Regions from separate parts of the Homo sapiens genome. Here region 1 is linked to region 2. The links are chromatin loops, found by intact Hi-C in ENCODE. Cell type or tissue: mammary epithelial cell. All regions are shown on one strand. Links, peaks and the distances in the headings refer to the core of each region. The heading gives the core; the rest is flanking DNA. Region 1 has its middle 50 kb from the start of MIR3927. Region 2 overlaps PTPN3 (protein tyrosine phosphatase non-receptor type 3).

Region 1 (9,628 bases), core at 621-8,620, 120 kb after region 2:
TCTACAGACTCTTGGTCTGCTTTTCAGGCAGGAAAAGGGTCCCTAATGCCTACTCCTTTTGGTTCCAATGGCTTAAAGCATGTGCCAACTTCCTAGTTAGTGAGAAAAGGACTAGAGTCACATGGAAAGAAATCCTTCCTTCAGAGGATGTGTCCACTGAAAACCTGTCTGAGTCTGATACGGAAGAGGCAAACCTAGAGGAAAGGAAAAGAGAAGATAACTATCAGGATCCCTTGACTGGCTGGTCATTGCAGCCTGCAGCCTGGAATTGCCTGCTCAACGCTGGGTTAGGAAGAACTTTGGCATCTTGACTTCCACTTTATCATGGGCCATCTGGCTAGAAAGCAGCCAAAAGCAGAGACAGCATCCTTTCTCCATACCTGGACAGCATTGGGGATTGTGGCTGTGAAGGCAGAGGCGACCCAGCCTAAATGCCTTCTACATGGAAGACCAGCAGGCCATGTGCTGGGCAAATCCTTTCAGCAGTTTATTTGTAGAAAGGAACCACATGATAGCTGATCAGAGAATGAGGGTGCTTTTCCAGACATAAGATTTGAGTGTAGAGAGGCCAAAAGGAATGCAAGGCCTTAGGAAAACTTGACCTTTGTCAGCCTCTGCAACCCCAGAAGCTAGTAGAGGTCTTGTTTCCAGGGACAATTAGCCACAGCACAGCATGGGGCCCAAGAGGGCACTGATTCCTGAGAAACATCAGCCATGTCCAGGCTGAGACTGAGAAGACCTGCCCCTCGTCTGGGGACCTCACTCATGGCAGTTCTCCTGCTGGATAGCCAGTATGTGCGCAGGGAGGCCCAAGCCCACACAATCACGTTCTTAGCATGCAAATCTCATTCTTTACTTGTGTGTAGTGGCGAGGGTTGCAGTCACACTCTTGGAAACTGGAGAGAGCTGGAAGCAAGGAAAGAAAGACAAGTCAGAGTAAGCAGCCCTGAAATGCATGTGGCGCTATTTTAGTGAATGGATTGGGTAAGGAGAGGGCAGTGAGTCGAGGCAGTGGCCCAGTTCCTTGCCCAAGTGTATGAACAACAAGCTTCAGACTACAAGGCTGTTCCAGAAAATTTGCCCTAAGGGTGGAAATGTTTTAAGTCTGCATGTTCTGACGTGGTGGCCACTAGCTACTTATGGCTCTTGAGCACCTGGAACGTGATTATGACAATAAGGAAGTGTATTTTAAATTTTACTTAATGTTAATTAATTTAGACTTAAATATAAATAGCTACTGTAGTGGCTAGGGGCTGCCATACTGGACAGCAAAGTACCAGAGAACAGGGGGCAGGAATTTGGGCTTTAGAGTAAGACAGAGAGTCTTGCCTTCCTCCCTGGCTACCCCTGTGAGCTCAGATAAGCCATTAGACCTCTTTGTGCTTTAGTTTTCTCTTATTTAAAACAGGGCTGATGGTACCAGCCTCCTTGCCCTAGTGCCTGCAGGTAGAAATGCCCAACAGAAGATTGGCTTCTATTTGCAGACACCTATTCAAATTCCTATGCACTCAACAACCATCATTTAGACAACTCTGTTCCAGTCCTGAGAATCCCCAGCTGTAAGTCAAGGTATAGCTGCCGGGAACTTTCCAGGTTCTATAGGAAGCCCTTGGAGCTGGAGGCAGGAATAAGGAAATGGTTTCTGAGAAACCAGTCTCCTGTGTTTGGAAGGATCCAGGTTCATGGGCTCCTGTATCTCTGATGATGGAAAAGAGGGTCCCAAGGAGCTTTCCCAGGAAGCAACCATCCTAGGATGCTCAGTTCTGGGCAGACTCCTTTCATGAGATTTGTCTCCAAGACCAAGTTGAGTGCTGCGCCAGAGACTTTGAGAAACTCTAATGAGACCTCAGGGGGCAATTGCCCTGGGGGAGGTTGCAGAGGGAGGTGTTGGGATCCATGTCCCATGAGTCTTACTTGAAGGAAAGGGGCCATGATACCATAGGTTGGAGACAGGTTCCTGCTTCCCAGGCCCATGGCCTTGTCCATGAGGCAGGAAGGAAATACTGGCCACAGGCACCCAAGACTTCAGTGATAGTACTAGTCCCTGGCTTGTAAAGTGAGTTTCCAGGGCAAAAGGCCTGTGCCCACTGGCTGCCAGGGAGGGGGTGGGTACAGAGGAGCCAAAAGCCTGGGAAGACTGCAAGATTGAGTCCAATTTCCTGCCTCTTACTGTGAACTGGAAAGCAAACGCCTAGCCTGGCTTATTAAGGAAAGATACAGAGAGAGGACAAGATTTCACAACTCAGTGTTTTCTCAAATTTCTGAATTCCAGCCTCATTGCCCGTAGGTGACCTTCAGTGTGTCCCCAGGGTCTGGGAGCTGGGTCCCATGTTAGGCCCCCATGACTGTGGGAGGCAGTGATGTCACTGGCCTCCTGTTTCCATGTCTTCTGTATTCAGCACGCCCTGTGAGTTTGGTGTTCCTGGGAAGCCACTCCTCTCATGGCACTGCCTGGCAGCCCGCCGTCTCCTCTTGCTCTCATTCCAGGGCCACTGATGCTTATATTCCCATGGGGTCCCCAGCCACATATCATACCTCTCATCTCTCTCCTTTGGTCCTCATTCAGGATAATCTTTCATCTGCCTATGTTCTCTGCTAAGAATGTCCTTCTTACCTGAATGCTGTCCCTTTGCTTAAATACATCTCTCTGCTTTTCTGAAAACTTTTCCTACGCTGTGGCCTGAATTCCTCTTCCCTTCCTTGGACTTCTTCAACACTGTGTTTTGACCGTATGTCACTCAGTAGGACATTTGATTCTACACAAGGAAGCACCTCATTAGTCCTGCTGTCATAAAATCCTCCCCGTCCCACTGCTTGTCCACATCCCCCACCAAATCCAGCCTCACTGAGGGGTGCTGGGAGCCTGCAGATTAGGTGCAGTCTCTTCTCAGGAAAGAGCTTAAAATGTTTCTTCTATACGCTCATGCAGTGAAGCCTCCAGGGTTGATACCAGGGAGCAAGAAAATCAGAGCACCCTCAGGGGGTTGAGGCAGGAGACTGAGAACCCCCTGTGTCCTACTAGATCCTCAATGTGGCCCTCCAGGGCATTGAATCCAGCCGATGCCATCAGGATAAAAGCCCAGACAATGGCAACACCTGGCAAAATCGGAGTCATTGCCTGCGTTAGTATACCAAAGACATGCATCAAAAATGGCAATTTCAGCTGCAACCAAATGACCAGTTTCTTCTTTTCTCTGGCAGCAGTGTACTACCAGGTTCAGCTGTTTCTTGATCCCAATCCTGGGCCTGAAGGGTAAAGCTACATTGTCAACACAGAGAAGGGTATCTCTCTGTTTTCATTAATAGGAGAGCATGTGTCTCATTCATTAAAAAGTTGTTCACATATAAGACGTAGTATAGCTTAGATCAGAGAAAAGTTCCCCTCAGCTTTATAATTGATTATGATGGGGTGAGGGTGGGAATAATAATTAGAATAACATTCAGCCTTGGGTTCAAATTTCTCCCCTATTATTTCCTAGTTGGGCGAGTGATTCCGTGTCTCTGAGCCTCAGTGTCCTCATCTGTAAAATGGGAATAATAATGGTAACTACCTCACAGAGTGTTGTGAGGGTTAAGTGAAATCGTGCATTTCAGACATTGAGTACAGTTCTTGGGACAGGGTTAAATGCTCAGTAAGTATTAGCTATTATTGATATTATCAGGAGAGCAGTATCAATCATCAGATAAATCTATAGTATTAGAATATAGACACTTACTAGGTTTCAGCAGTAGGTACATGAAATGTACTTGGTTACAAGACTGTGCAGTTTTGGCTTTCTTGTGACCACAGAAGTGAAATGAACCAAGGACACCAGTGGAATCTGACCCAAGGGTCTTGGCTAAGGACAGATGGCCTGAGTGCCCCTTCTGGTTGCCCATTTTTGAGTTGCTTCCTTGTGCTAATGACATCATGCAGAGCAAAGCCATGCACAGAGAAGTGAACAACGGTCCGAGCACCAGGCGGCTCACAGGCCCCACCTGGAGGAAGGGATTGGGTAGAGTTGGAAGTGGATGGAAGGGGCCAGTGACTGAGATCGCCTGGGGAAGAATGTGAGTTCCAGATAAAGGGAAGCCTTGGGCCTGGAGTTTGAAAGCCTCTTGAACACCTACATGTCTGTACTTTCTCCTCCAGGCATGGCTGGGACCTGGGAAAATCAGCCTCATTCCCCAGTCCCTCCTGCTTGCCTGTGCTCTGGCGGAAAGAACACTCTGGGTTGGGAGAACGTAGCAATTACTGCTCTAGTGGCTCCTGTGAGAGGGCTTAGGTTGCCAGTGACCAGGGCAGTCTGCTGCCTTGTCATGTTCCCTGCCCTTTGCCAGTTCTAAAGAGGGAGGGATAGGAAGCCAACAGGATTATTAATGTGGCCGTTGTTGTTACTGGCACCGTCACCACTCTCAGTTGTAAAGCCGGACAAGGGAATTGGCTAGATCAGAAAACTACCTTCAAGTATTCAGATTCCTCTAATTAGATCAAAGAAGAAAAGAGAAGAAAAAAGACACTAATGAGCAATGAGAGACCAGAATGAACACTGAAGTCCATTTATTCAGAAGCAAAAGTCAGAGAAGGCAATGAGATGTGGTCAAGACAGGAAACTGCCCGGCAGGATACAACACTCCTTATCTTCCCTATCTCCTGCCTCCTGGCCTAAGACCATTGTCGATAGGCTACTGTGTGGTAGAATTGTCTTATGTAATCCTAGGGACAACCTTATGACCTAGGGGTCATTGTACCTATTTTACAGGTAAGGCAAAGGAGGTTCAAAGAGCGTAGGGGATTTGTCCACATTTATTTAGCGAGTAAGTGAGAGAGTGGAAGTTGAACTCAGGTCTGTTTGCATCTGAAGTTCTCTAATTGGTAATTTGGATTTCACCTCCCATGGCTCCACTTTCCTTCTCGGTAAAATGGGAGAGTGAAACTGATTTTAACATCATGCTTCTAACCCCCAATGACTACAAGTGGCCATCAAGTGCTGGAAAATGGGAAAGTGTGTGAAAGAACCATTGTCATGAAGCAGCAGCTCTGTGACTGGGTAGAGTTATCCATGCGAGAGGTCTGTGCCAGAGGCTGGCACTTGGCACCAGCAGCATTAGGAGGGAGGAGGGAAGTTCTTAGGATGTAGGGATTGGGACATGTAAGACCATCTGGGTCCTGAAGGAAGGACAAGTCTCTGTGCCTGTCTACCTGTTTCTCCAGCCATGAATCTTGGGTTCTCACTCCTACTTCCTCCCTAGGAGAGACTCAGTCCTGTCTAGCTAGCTCTGTGCTACCATACCAGACCCTCAGTTGTTAAAGCTATGTCCTCCTTACCCAGGTATTTCTCTTTCCATCCCTCTTTATCACAGCATCAGCACCAGCACCAGGAGGTTCCTGGAAAAGTGGCTGGAGACATGGTCCCCTTGTCCATGTAGCCAGGCAGGTCTGGCTTCTCTGAGAATTGTTGGAAATGACCCAAGTACAAAAGTGTAAATCAAAGCTCCTCACATGCTTTGAGACCTTCACATTTTCACTGAACTGGCAATATCAGCAGCACTGCTCCATGCCCACTACACTGGTATGACTGTTAGGATTTCAAACAACCATCAAAGCCCCAGCAGGAAGTCTTCTCTGACTTCACTGGTGATGCCAGAATATTCTGTAGTCCAGCTCACACTCTATCCAGCTACTATAAGACCCTCCAAGGACAATTTTTCTTCTTCTTCTTCTTCTTCTTCTTCTTCTTCTTCTTTTTCTTCTTCCTCTTCCTCTTCTTCTTCTTTTTCTTCTTCTTCTTCTTCTTCCTTCTTTTTTAATAAAAACCCCCATGGTGCACTTTTGGAAAAAAAATTTTTATTGAGGTATAATTTGCATATTAAAATGCACCCATTTTATGTGCACATTTGATGACTTTTGACATATTTATATACCTTAAATTTTCATGCAATATAATTGTGAAATAATCAGTATATGGAACATTTCTATCATCCTAAAAAGTTTCTTGTGCCCTTATTTAATTTTCCATGCACTTTTGGTCCTAAGCATCCACTGATGTGCTTTCTTGTCATAATAGATTTTTCTTTTTTATACTTTCATATCAATGAAGTCATACATTATGTACTTTTTTTGTGTCTGGTTCCTTTCAGAGCAGCATAAGAATGTTGAGATTCATTCACGTTGTTGCATGTAACATAGGTTGTTTTTATTATTGTCGCATACCTTATCTTATGGATAAGCTACAATTTGTTTGGCCATTCGCTATTAATGGTCATTTGGATTATTTCCAGTATTGGTTTAGGATGAATAAAGCCACAATACTATGAATATTTGCATACAAGTCTTTGTGTAGATAAGTTAGCATTTTCTTGGTAAATACTTAGGAGTGGAAATTGCTGTCTTGCTGTACATTTATGTTTAACTTTATAAGACATTTGGGTTGTGTCAAATGATTCTTCTCCATCTGTTGAAAAAGGCATATGAGTTATCTTGTTAAGTCTGTTAATATGGTGAAATACAGTAGTTGAATGTCAAATGTTAAATATTCAACCACTTGGTCTGTGATGTATTATCCTTTTTATACATTGCTGGATTTGATTTGTCGAGATTTTACAGATTTTTGCATTTATATCATGAAGGATATTGATCTCTGCTTTTTATTTCTTGTCATGTATTTTGGTTAGGTATCAGGGTAATGTTGGTCTCATAAAATGATTCGAAAGTGTTTCCTCCTCCTCTATATTCTATAAGACTTTGGGTAGAATAGGTATTATTTCTTCTTTAAATGTTTTATAGAATTTGTCAGTAAAGGTAACTGGGCATGGAGATTTCTTTGTCAGAAGGTTTTAAATTATAAACTTACATTTTTAAAGAGATATTGGGATACTCAGATTTGCTATCTTCTTCCTGAGTCATTTTTGGTAATTTGTTTCTTTTAAGGCATTTGTCTATTTCATCTAAGTTATTACATTTATAGGCTAAAAATTGTTAATAATATTCTCTTATTATCTTTTTAATCGCTGTAAGCTCGATAGTAGCATCCCTCTTTCATTTCTAATATTGGAAATTTGTGTTTCCTCTTTTGTTTCTGATATTGGTTGTATTTTCTCCTTTTAACTTAATCAGTCTAGCGGTGTATCAATTTTATTGATTTTTTTGTGTGGGAAATTAGTTTTTGGTTTAATAGATTTTTTTGTTTAACTATATTCCATTTTATTAATTTCTGCTTTTGTTTTTATTTTCTTCATTCTACTTACATTGCATTTAATTTGTTTTTTTTCCCCTAGGTTAAGATGAAAGTGTAGATAATTAATTTAGACCTTTCTTATTTTATAATATAAGGAGATAATGCTTTAAATTTCCCTGTAATCATGGCTTTATTTGTATGTACAAATTTTTATATGTTGTGTTTTAATTTTCATTCAGTTCAAAATATTTTACAATTTTCCAAGTAATTTATCCTTTGACCCATGATTTCATTAGAAATGTATTATTTAATTTCCAACTATTTGAAGTTTTTTCAGATTTTTTTGTTATTGATTTCTAATTTACTTCCATTGTAATCAGAGAAGGGGCTCTGTAGTATTTAAATCTTCTGACATCTATTGAGACTTGCTTTATGATTGAACATGATATATTTTGGTGAATGTACCATGTACACTTGAAAAGAATGTATGTTCTGTTGTTGGGTTGAGTATTCTATAAATATAGTAAGTCCAATTGATTGATAGTATTATTTAGTCTCCTATGTTCTACCTAATTTTGTGGCTGCTTGTTTTAACAATTACTGAGAGAGGAATTTTGACATCTCCAGTTATAGTTGCCAATTTAGCTTTTCTTTTTTGTCAGTTTTTGCTTCATGCAACTTAAAGTGCTGTTATTGGGTGTAGGCACAATTAGTATTGTTATGTCTTTGTTATAATAAAATGTCCCTCTGTATCTCTTTATCCTGAATGTCACCCTTTCTTATGCTCAATCTTAACATGATATTTTCTTTCTTATGCTCAATGTTAACATGGCATTTTCTCCATAATTTAAATTTTAACCTACCTGTATCTTTATATTTAAAGTTGCTATTGTCTAGACAATATATAGTTAGGTCTAACATTTTTATCTCATCTGACAATCTCTGTTTTTTTAGACCAAGAATCTTTTAACAGGAATTTTTTCTTTCTTCCTTTCATCCTTTTCACTACTGGCATTATACATTTTACTTCTACACATGTAATAAATCCCACAATATATTATATTTGCTTTAAATAGTCAATCGTTTTAATTAAAAATGGAGAAAAATCTAATTTTACTCATATCATTACTATTTCAAGTGTACTTAATTTTATTATGTAGATCTAAGTTTTCATCTGATATTATTTTCCTTCCCCTGGAAGATGTTCCTTTAAAAATATGTCTTGGGCCGGGCACGGTGGCTCACGCCTGTAATCCCAGCACTTTGGGAGGCTTAGGCGGGCAGATCACCTGATGTCAGGGGTTCAAGATCAGCCTGGCCAATGTGGCGAAACCCCATCCCTACTAAAAATGCAAAAATTAGCCAGGTGTGGTAGTGTGTGCCTGTAGTCCCAGCTACTTGGGAGGCTGAGGCAGGAGAATCGCTTGAACCCAGGAGGCAGAGGTTGCAGTGAACCGAGATGGCACCACTGCACTCCAGCCTAGGCAACAGAGTGAGATTCTGTCTCAAACAAACAAACAAACAAAAAGACATGTCTTGTAGAACAATTTAGCTGGTGATGAATTTCTTATGTTCTGGTTTTTTTTCTAAGGAGGTTTTAATTTGGCCACACTTTTGAAAGGTATTTTTACTGGACATAGAATTCTAGGATTATAGTTGACTTTTGTTTCAGCATTTTAAAGATGGATTCCATTGTTTTCTGGCTGCTTTTATTTCTCATAAAAAGTTAGTGTCATATCTTTGTTCCTGTCTGTGAAGTGTGCTTTTTTCTCCTCTGGCTGGTTTAAAGAGGGTTTTGTTGTTGTTGTTGTCGTTTCTTCTTTATTGCTAGTTTTCAACAATTTGATTATCTGTGCCTTGATGTGATTTTCTTTAAGTTTTCTCGGTTTGGTGTTTGTTGAGCTTCTTGGGTCTGTGTGTTTACAGTTTTTATCAAATCTAGAAGCTATTTGACCATTATTTTCTCAAATATTTTTTCTGCTTATCTCTTGCCCTCCTGCCCCCTCCCCCCCACCCCATGTGTGCTGTTTTCCACCTTTGTAGTTATAACTGGGTAATGCTACGCTTAGTACTCTTAATTTGTTTCTCTTTTTATTGACAAGGGAAGCTGGTCAATTACAAAAGGACCGAAAGCTGGTCCTTCTAGTGACAAAGGAAACTTCCTAGGTTTTGGACCTAGGAAGGGTAATATTAAAAATACTTAACAATCATTACAGTATGGCAAGGAGCAAAAAGAATGGTCACTAGCCTAAAATAATAGGCAAGACATGGGGCATCATTGCAAAAAACAGTCCTGGACCAGGTTCTAGGAGGAGAGAGGGGTGGGATACAACACCTGTGATCATTCCTCCTTCAACAGCCAGCCAAGAGCTGTCTTCATTTCCATCCTCAGGAGTGGAAGTGGTGGGTGATAGGGCAACAAGTTCACTTGGTAAAGAAGAGCTGGCTGTCATTCTTGATTGGCTGGTGAG
Region 2 (9,628 bases), core at 924-8,923:
ACGCAGATATCATCTGGCCTCACAGCCCTTGAGGGTCATTTCACTGACAGTTCTTGGGGTGGGACAGCACAGCTCAACTCAGGCAGATATAAAGCCCTACTTCACCGACAATTAAAGTTCTCTGAAACATTCTATCTAAGATAAAATATTATTTGCAAATGGAATAAAAATGAATGGTCAAGTCCCAAAGCTGATATTTTGTAAGATCTAACACCATTTTCCTTCCTTATTTCCTATATCACAACTTGCCTACCTCACAGGACTGTCAAGGGACCGAAGTGAAACAAAAATAAATGAAAGTGTTTCTATAAACTATGAAAATACATAGATTTAAAATCTGATCATTTACTCAATCTCTATGAGCCTCGGTTTTCTCATCTATAAAACGGGAATAACTAGAATGTCGATTTCACAAGGTTTCTATGATCACAAGGTGAGACCTTATGGTCTCATATGAAAGCATCTGGATAAAGGCTAGTATATAGTAGGTGCTCAATTAATTTTTGCTTCCTTTTGGATATGATGTGGACCAATCACAGGTAGAAAACGTATGCCACTGATCAAAGGTCAGATGCTAATTAGACAGTGAGGGGTCATGTGCTGAAGCTACAACTTGTGTGCTGTGTGACCTCGGTTATGTCCCTGAGTATCAGTTTCTCCATCTGTAAAATGGGGTTAATGATAACATATGGAACTCATGGTATTACCGCAGGAAATAATCCACTGGTGCATAGAAATTGCTTGACAGATGACAGATGTTAGTAAATCCTACTAAAGTAGCCACAACTAATTTCAAATATTTATTGATTTTAACAATTATATCACCATAATCTTTTTAAAAAAACTATCATATATGAGTAACTATCTCCAATTTGAGCAACACTTGAGATTAAGTAGTAGAAATCTTGGCTCCTTAAACCGTCACCTGAAAAATGAATTTATACCTATTTTTTGCCTTTTAAAACCATAATATAAAATGGTCTTACAAAAATTACTAGTTTCTAGTCCCCTAACCCTTCAAAAGGGAAAAGTCTTCAAGTACAAAAGCAAACATTAAAAAAAAGCAATTGGACAAATGACCAACAAAAAATTCAGCATTACTTAATAAACCTTCCAAATATCTTTTAAAAAGTCCTGTTATAATGAAAAAGAAATAGTTTCATCAAAGAATTTTTCAAACTCTCAGAGATTAAAATAAAAACATAATGTTTGAGCCAAGACATAACAAGAATACATACCCTACCACTGTGCAGTTCTACTCCATAGAAGTCGAGGGTCCGCGCTATGTTGATATAGCAGGATTCTGCTTCTGATTGTTTTAGCCCACTACGGAAGAAAAGACAAAAAGCAGAGTTCATCCAATAAAGAGAGGGCATTAACTCCAATTTTAAAAAATCTAGAACATTTGATACCATTTCTGTAAGGTTATTAAATGCCTTATGTTATCAATCTTCAGCAATCTAATGCTAAATTCTACTAAAGCAAGTTTTTATTCTTATCCATTGAATGTGACTCCCTCTAGACCCTCTTGTTTTTAAATTAAATAATACTTCCCCTTTAGTGGGCTCACAATATTCAGACGGAGAAGACTGTTACCTTTCAGAATCCCTGCCCTAATTATTCCAAGTTGCTAATTAGTAGGGAATCTTTAGGTCTCTCTGCCTTTATCTCTTCTTTTGGCAGTGGCCTCAAACTTTCAAACGCCACTGGCCCCGTACTATTTTAGGAGATTGACTTCTGCCCTGGGAGTAATTCTGGGAGAGAGGTTTGGCAATGCCTTCTTAGAAAGGACACTTGGTTGCCTGGCCTTTGTTTTTATGGCTTTCCCAAGAAGAGAGCAGCCCCTTGAGAGCTGGCCTTCTTGGTCAGGGTGGCCTTTATTTGACCTGGACTGCACAGCTGCTGCTGTAGCTTTAAGTAAAACAAGGAAGGGGAAGAGCAGCCAGAATTGGGCATATGTGTTGGAGCTGAGGCTCGCAACAAATACGCAGGGGCAACTGCAGAAGACTCATGCTCCCCACTTGGACATAGGGCACTTTTCATGAACTGAACACAGGAGACTGGTCAGCACTGTACGTCCATCTGTCTGTCTGTTTAACAAGACCTGAAGGAACAGCTTGTTTTATTAAATGTGGTAAACTGCTAAGAGGTTTACCTTGGTACAGTCCATTGGTGGGGCAATCAGATTTCAAAATGGGCATTTCCTTCAGGAATTTACTGATTTCAATGACATCCTGAAAAGGACGCAGCAGCTATCACCCTAAACTCTTACTGGATTTTACACTTTACAGAAATGCTAGTTATGCCAAATATATCTGCCACCATACCAGCTCAAAGGTTCAAAAACCCCCGACATCTTGAAAGAGGATTCATGCACAAAAGAAAGAGGCTGCATCAAACACAAAGGGATATGATGTCTGAAAATACCCAACCCAAGTCCCCAAAGTAGGCCACCCCAGCCCCCCTCACCTGTGCTGCTCATGCAGAGATTCGACTTTTGTTAAAAAGTCCTCATTTTGATCGGGTATAAAGTGACTATCGGAAAGATAGCCTGGATGATGTATGGAAGAATTATAGTCTCCAAAATGAGCTATCAAGACAGAAGAAGGGGAAAATCATAATTAGTTTTGCCTTTTTAATATGGTTTGCATTTATAAGCATCTACAGCATCATCAGAATAACATTAATTAGAAATACTCTTCTGGTAAGTTCTACACCACATGAACTGAAGCTTCTCACTAGCTCCAGATTCCACACTTATCTGAGCCTTCACTATAGGCTAAGATACTATCACACATGATCCAATCAAATTCTCATTCTCCCCAAGGACACAGAGGGAGAAAATTAGGAGACGGTGTTTGAACCTAGGCCCTGTTCTAATCCCACACCTCTTCCATACACTGTGGTCAGCACAGCAGTTTGCACTCATGCCACTGGATAAAGAGAACCCACTGGGGGAAATGCCACAATCCATATGCCACACACGGTGCAGGCTTTCTCTGCCATACCCCAAGGTTACCATAACACTGGACCAATCTGCTCTAAAAACTGGGTGTAGGCAGAAGGGAGGCCATGCCGACCTGACCACTCTCCACATCCTGACCCATCCCCTGGGATTCAGGGAGGTGTGGAAGAAAGGGGACCAGGATGTGCTCAGAGGCCACAGGGACAAAAGGTGGGTGGGAGTGGGGCTGAATGGTCAGGGCTCAGGCAACAGCAAAGTTCCTAGGGAGAAAGACACATTCTAAGGGGAGTCAGAAGATATGAAGAGAGATTCTGGGGCTATCAGGGGAATCACATTAGGGACCTGCAGGTGCAGAGGGAAAAGGAAGGGTGACTTCCAGACTAGCCCCTGGGCAAAATGGTACTGCTCCCTTGAGACCCTTGACTGTTGTCTGCCAATGTGAATTGAATTGTTGATGCCTATGATGTGATGGGCATTCTTGAGAGTTGTGCAGTGCTCAACCTGTACAAGTGTCCATGGCTGCCTCAAGGACTCAAACCATTTGGGTGTCTGGACCATTGAGGAAACTGGGAAAAAGGATGGCACCAGGTGAAGAGCAAAGGACCAGGCTTATGGGACCTGAGGACATCCATTTCCCTTCTCCACAAGTTTTCCCATTTGTCTAAAAACAGAATTGAGGAGATAATCTCTACCTCTAATGGGGCAACCGATCTCGTATTCCATTTTCTTGACAAACAAAACAAAAAAAAGCTTCTACTTCATCTTTAAAAAAAAAATTAGTCCTGATCTTTCCAAATATTTTAATGAATTTCTTCCTGTAGCTCGCTGCAATGCCAGGAGCCTCCTGAGGACTCTCAATTCAACACCAAAGATTTCCAAATCAAATAACTCCTTCTCTGTTACAAGGGCAGAGTATGGGAAAGATATGGTGATACTTTGTGGCCAATCTCAGAAGGGAAGTGGGTGAGACAGGTAGCTGCTTGGGTGAATTTCACCATGAAGTTGAAAGGGCAATGCAGCCGGGCATGGTAGCTCACGCCTGTAATCCCAGCACTTTGGGAGGCCAAGGCGGGTGGATCACCTGCGGTCAGAGGTTTGAGACCAGCCTAGCCAACATGGTGAAACCCCATCTCTAGTATAAATACAAAAATTAGCCAGGTATGATGGTGCATGCCTGTAATCCCAGCTACTTGGGAGGCTGAGGCATGAGAATCGCTTGAACCTGGAAGGCAGAGGTTGCAGTGAACCGAGACTGAGCCACTGTACTCCAGCCTGGGTGACACAGCCAGACTCTGTCTCAAAAAAGAAAAAAAAAAAAAGGGAAGATGCAAAGGTTATGTTTCATTCAGCCTTGTTCACCTAACTGCCCTCACAACACAGGGCTGCTCTTTTGAGATCCACACCATAACGAAGGGATCTGTTTCCTTCCTACACTGTGCCTCAAGTGCTGGGAGTGGGTCAGACTCACCTTTAGGGCCCCCAGCACCAGGCATGACACACAGTAGGTGCTCAGAAATTTGGGTGCTCAGAACTGATCTGTACAGAGGCTGATGCAAATTTCAGTTCTGGAAGGGGAAAAGGGCAGAGAGCCAAGTGACCAATGCATGCAGACTTGGTCAAGGTTAGACCAGAGGCTGTTAAGGCCAGCCAAATGTGGCCAAGCTGTGGAAAGAAATGTCAAGGCTATGTGGCTGGTGAGTTTGTGCAGGGTTAAGCGCACATGGTGCGTTCACAGGAAATCATTTAAATGCCCTGACACAGCATGCCCAATGAGGAAATTGCTAGAAAGCATTAGAATCACTTCCTTCAAAGCTCTCATGTTAAGAGTGAAGAAATTGCGGTCTGGAAAGGAAAAGACACCTTTGGGACAGGGTCAAGATCAGAACCCAGGTGATCTGAACCCCAGTTAGTGCTCCTACCACCCCACCAGCCTGCCTGCCAGGCCTGTGAGCCGCTGCTGGCCATTTGATGGCAGCAATCATGTCCCCAAAGGCCAACCAAATGCTGTAAATGACTTTTCCTGATCCTCAAGGTGGAGTCCTATGAACCTTTACTCTGTTGGTTTCATTAGCTCATGGAGATCCTCCTGGATCCCAATAAGGTTATCCATCATACCAGTTAACAGTCCCATCCCTGGTATCATTCTGCAAACATGAACAGCAAGGTTCTCTCTTTAGGCAAGTTGCTGACAAATGTTCTGAGCTTCGAACACAACCAATGAGCCTCCCTGTGGGGTGGTTTTCCCTTTAAATCCTAAGCGGCCACTCTGTGCAAAGCTCTGTGCTAACCACTAGGGGGAAACAAAGTTAAACAGTGATAAACATTTGCAAAACACTGGGCGGTTTCACATCGATTTCAATGATGTCATCCCACTTGTTACTCATGGTAACCCTGTGATATAGGCAATGCTTTTTATCCCCACTAAACACATAAGGAAACAGACCCAAAGGGGTCTGCCACTGTTGCTCAGCTGCTAATTTGGAGGCTAGACTCTGACCATAGTCCCTGCTCTTACCTACTTACTATACTATATGCTCCAAACTCCTAAGTAATCCATTTTCCTATCTGTGAGAAAGCAACACATGCAAAAGCTAATTATAGCAAACAAAAAAGGAAGTGCTTATGTGGGAAATACCTTGTCATTTTAAGTTCCATGCTTTCTTCTGGTTGATAATATTTTATGTTTTGCAGCAAAGAGAGGGTATATCCCAGGTTCCAAAGTACAGCATTTCAAGCTGCCCGGCTGTTGTACTTGGAAAGACTTTTACCTGCTATTCATTCAACTCCAACCTGATCTTAGAGGCGGTTCTCAGGGGTCATTCCTAGGACGTTTTCCCAGATGCTCTCCCCTCTCCCTAAGCAGGATGAAGTGCACCCCTGGTGGCCATCTCCACTGCTAGTATCATCCACATCTGCCTCCCTACAGGCTGTAGACTCCTTGGGGAGAGCAGTGTGTTTTATCCATCTGTGCACCCTGAGGCTGGTACAGACCTCTATGTGGCACAGGTGCAGGGAACATTCTGGAATAAACATATATTCCAAAAAATATACTTTATTCTTTGAGCCTCATAAAGCCTTGGCAGGCCATTAACAATTTTCCATCATTGTATATTTTTGGGTACTTTACCTGAAGATCACTTTTTTTTTTTTAAGAGATGGGGTTGCTCTGTTGCTCAGGCTGGTGTGCAGTGGCATGATCATGGCTCACTGCAGTCTCTAATTCCTGGGGTCAAGCAATCCTTCCACCTCAGCATCTCAAGTAGCTGGGATTACAGGTGCAAACCACTATGCCGGACTTTATTTTTTATGTAATAAGAAAATGTGCTTTTGGTTAGCTGGTCACAGTGAGGACTTATATCAGATGCCCCTCTTGGAAGAATTTAGCAAAATATATCATAAAATGTAGGTGTACCTTTTGATCCAGTAATTTCATATACAATAATTAATTTTTTTTTTGAGACAGAGTCTCACTCTGTTGCCCAGGCTGGAGCACAGTGGTGCAATTATGGCTCACTGCAGCCTTGACCTCCAGGGCTCAAATAATCCTCTCACCTCAGCCTCCCCAGTAACTTGAACTACAGGGGTGTACCACCACACCTGGCTAATTTTTGTATATTTTGTAGAGACAGGGTTTCACCATGTTGCCCAGGCTGGTCTCAAACTCCTGGGCTCACGCAATCCGCCTGCCTCAGCCTCCCAAAGCGCTGAGAATACAGGCGTGAACCACCGTGCCTGGCACAAGTATTAATCTTAAAGAAATGTATGCTCTGCAATATATATATTTATTGAGGGTGGAGGGATAAAAGCTTATACTTAAAACTGCTTGCCTGATAAGCCATGATTCTATTAGCATGACAGTAATGTGACTATTTCTACTGAAGCCAGTTTGTACTTTTTAGGTGCCCACAACTTCTTTAGCCCCCATTCTATCAGTTCTTTGCAGAAGGGAACCTGACTACTGAAGCCTGCGATAGAATTCTTTATTTGCTTTTTAAATTTTACTCTAAATAGAATTTACTGTTTACAACAGGCAATTCCCTGACAGCTTTCTTCTGGGCAGACATGAAAATACAGTAAGAGCTAACACTTGACACGTGCCATGCACTATTCTAATAGTTTTACATACAGTCACTCATTTCATCTTCACTACAACCCTTGAAGGAGACACTTATTATCCTCATGGGTCAGGTAATGAAACTGAGGTCTGGAGAAGCTCAAAGTCGGGCAGGTACAAGTGGAAAAGGCAAGACCTAGGTATATGGCTCCAGTCCAGTTCTCAATGACTCAGCCAGGGATGGTCCAACAATAAAGAATTTTTAGTTACAGATCACCTTCACATTATTGCTTAATTTGAACCAAGGTAGCCATATTGAGAGCTGTCTTAAATCACTCACCTCAGTTTTACAGGTGAGAAAACCAAGATTAGGAGAGGCAATCCCACATAACTGGCCACCGGAGACATCAGATTTTTTTTTTTTTTTTTTGAGACAGGGTATCACTCTGTCACAAAGGCTGGAGTGCAATGGCATGATTATGGCTCACTGCAGCCTCAACCTCTGGGGCTCAACAGATACTACCCCCTCAGTCTCCCTAGTAGCTGGGACTACAGGCACCGCACCACCACACCCAGCTAATTTTTCTATTTTTTGTAGAGATGGGGCTTCATAGTGTTGCCCATGCCAGTCTCGACCTCCTGGGATCAAGTGATCCTCCTGCCTCAGCCTTAGAAAGTACTAGGACTACAGATGCACACCACCATGCCCAGATAATTCTTCAGTTTTTGTAGAGACAGGGTCCTACTATAATACCCAGGCTGGTCTCAGACTCTGGGGTTCAAGGGATCCTCCCGTCTCAGCCTCCCAAAATACTGGGATTACATGCGTGAGCCACCACACCTGGCCAGGGATGCCAGGATTTAAATTGAATATGCCTATATTCTAGTTAGTGTTCCTGCCTCATAAACCTGAAGCTCAGGCTGTGAACACCAAACTTGCTCTGAGACATGGGGAGGCTCAGTCTCCTCAGCTGATTGGCCTGGCAGACACAGAGTTCACAAGGTCTACAGATCATAAGAATACAAACTGGTGACCATGCCACTTCCCATATGGATGTGAAATGGCCGGGCCTGTCCCAGGTATATTGTAGGGAGAAGGGAAGGTTCAAATCCACCCAGGCCCATTCGCCTGTTTTGAGTTTCCCACTAAGGAGGAGGCGATGCAGGTATCGATGGAGAGACTAACTCTGGTACTCGTCTTACTCGTGAATAGGGTCATCTTTGATGTCCCCTGCCCTCCACCTCCTGGTTCCATGCAGGTGGGTGGGTAAGCTGCAGGCCCAGCCACCTTGCTCTTCACCTCCTTCATTTCTGTTCTTTCCTGGTAGGGAAATAGGCAGACCTAGGGCCACCTCAGGAGTCCGTCAGCCTTCTCTTGCTATTTTGCCTGTTCTGAGACCAGAGCAGGGTGTGTAGTTCAGCCAGTGCCTGCTCTCAGACCTGATCATCTTGCTGCCTTATCTATCTATCACACAGTAGGTCAACAGGGTAATAGGCCAAGATGGTTTGGGCTTCTGGTAGAGGAGATTTCTTAGGTCTGGAGCTGCAAATGGCTCTACCTGAGTACTATGCTGATGAACTGTACTGCCACCACAAAGCTAGCTACTATAAAGTGACATTTTGCTCTCATCTGGCTATACGTTCTTTTCATTGTGCCTACCCAGCATCTACCCACAGGACTTGGAAGGGAATATACCCTCGATAAAGTTTTGCTGATTGAATGAGCGGATTCCTACTCCAGTTTAAACCAGCCTTCAAGAAAATTCCATCTGGACTTTCTATCCAATATGGTAGCCACTAGCGACGTGCGGTTAGTCCAAATTGAGATGTACCGTCAGTGTAAAATCCAGACTGATTTTCAAAGACTTAGTATAAAAAAAATGTAAAATATCTTGCTAATAACTTTGTACATTAAGTTAAAATGCTAATATTTTCAATATATTGCATTAAATAAAACATAAAAAACCTCCTGTTTCGTTTTACCTTTTTTAATGAGTGTACTAGAAAACTTAAGTTACATATATGATTCACATTATATTTCTATTGAATAGCACTGGTATAGATCAATATACAATCCATTAGCTATACTGCAACTCTGAAAAGAAATTCCTAAGATCCCAGTAGTGTTTTAGAGTAGCACCAACCAAGCAGCAGGGGTGACTCCTAGCAAATTTCTTAACCTAGCTGGGTCTAGGTTTCCATGTGTATAAGGGATGACTGATACAAATATTTGTCCCACTGGGATTTGTATGAAGATCAGATCAAATGCCTGAGCAAAGTTTCTGGAAAATGCAATGTGCAACAGCTGTCTGCTGTCTGATGGGCTCCCTTGGAGAAAATTTCACACCACAGTTCATTCATTCCTTTCCCCTTAACCACCTTCCTTAATCTAACATCCCCATGCTACAGGAGAGTGCCAGTCTGAGTAGAAACACATATCTGGACAGCCAGAGATATGCTGCCCAGCAGGATTCCTGGGGAAGAGGGACTTGGTCAAGCAGGAGGAACCAGTGACTTTCTCCACACACTGATCAGAACAACCTGTCCATCCGTGAAATGCTCCCTTTGTGACTTACATTGTACGGCATAGGACGCTAGAACCACTGCTG

The links. A loop is a pair of places that touch in the nucleus more often than their neighbours do. Peaks named below come from ENCODE experiments on the same cell type or tissue, not always from the same donor. Only the 100,000 strongest peaks of a DNase experiment are listed, where the experiment ranks them.
Region 1: it touches region 2 in a loop (20-fold over the local background); 2 of 110 quality-filtered maps call a loop at or near these places.

What each region holds. Positions count from the first base shown.
Region 1 is chr9:109,556,662-109,566,289 of GRCh38, forward strand. No RefSeq gene overlaps it. Among named protein-coding and RNA genes, the nearest start is that of MIR3927, 50 kb to the left of the region's middle. In mammary epithelial cell, for the core only: a CTCF peak has its summit at 3,980; a DNase peak (open chromatin) is centred at 1,070; H3K27ac peaks cover 972 bases.
Region 2 is chr9:109,435,645-109,445,272 of GRCh38, forward strand. PTPN3 (protein tyrosine phosphatase non-receptor type 3) reads right to left here. Exons shown (of 26, transcript NM_002829.4): 7 at 9,596-9,628; 8 at 2,470-2,590; 9 at 1,239-1,326. Among named protein-coding and RNA genes, the nearest start is that of PTPN3, 58 kb to the right of the region's middle. In mammary epithelial cell, for the core only: CTCF peaks have their summits at 5,252 (motif pointing right) and 5,834; DNase peaks (open chromatin) are centred at 5,297 and 7,237; H3K27ac peaks cover 1,489 bases.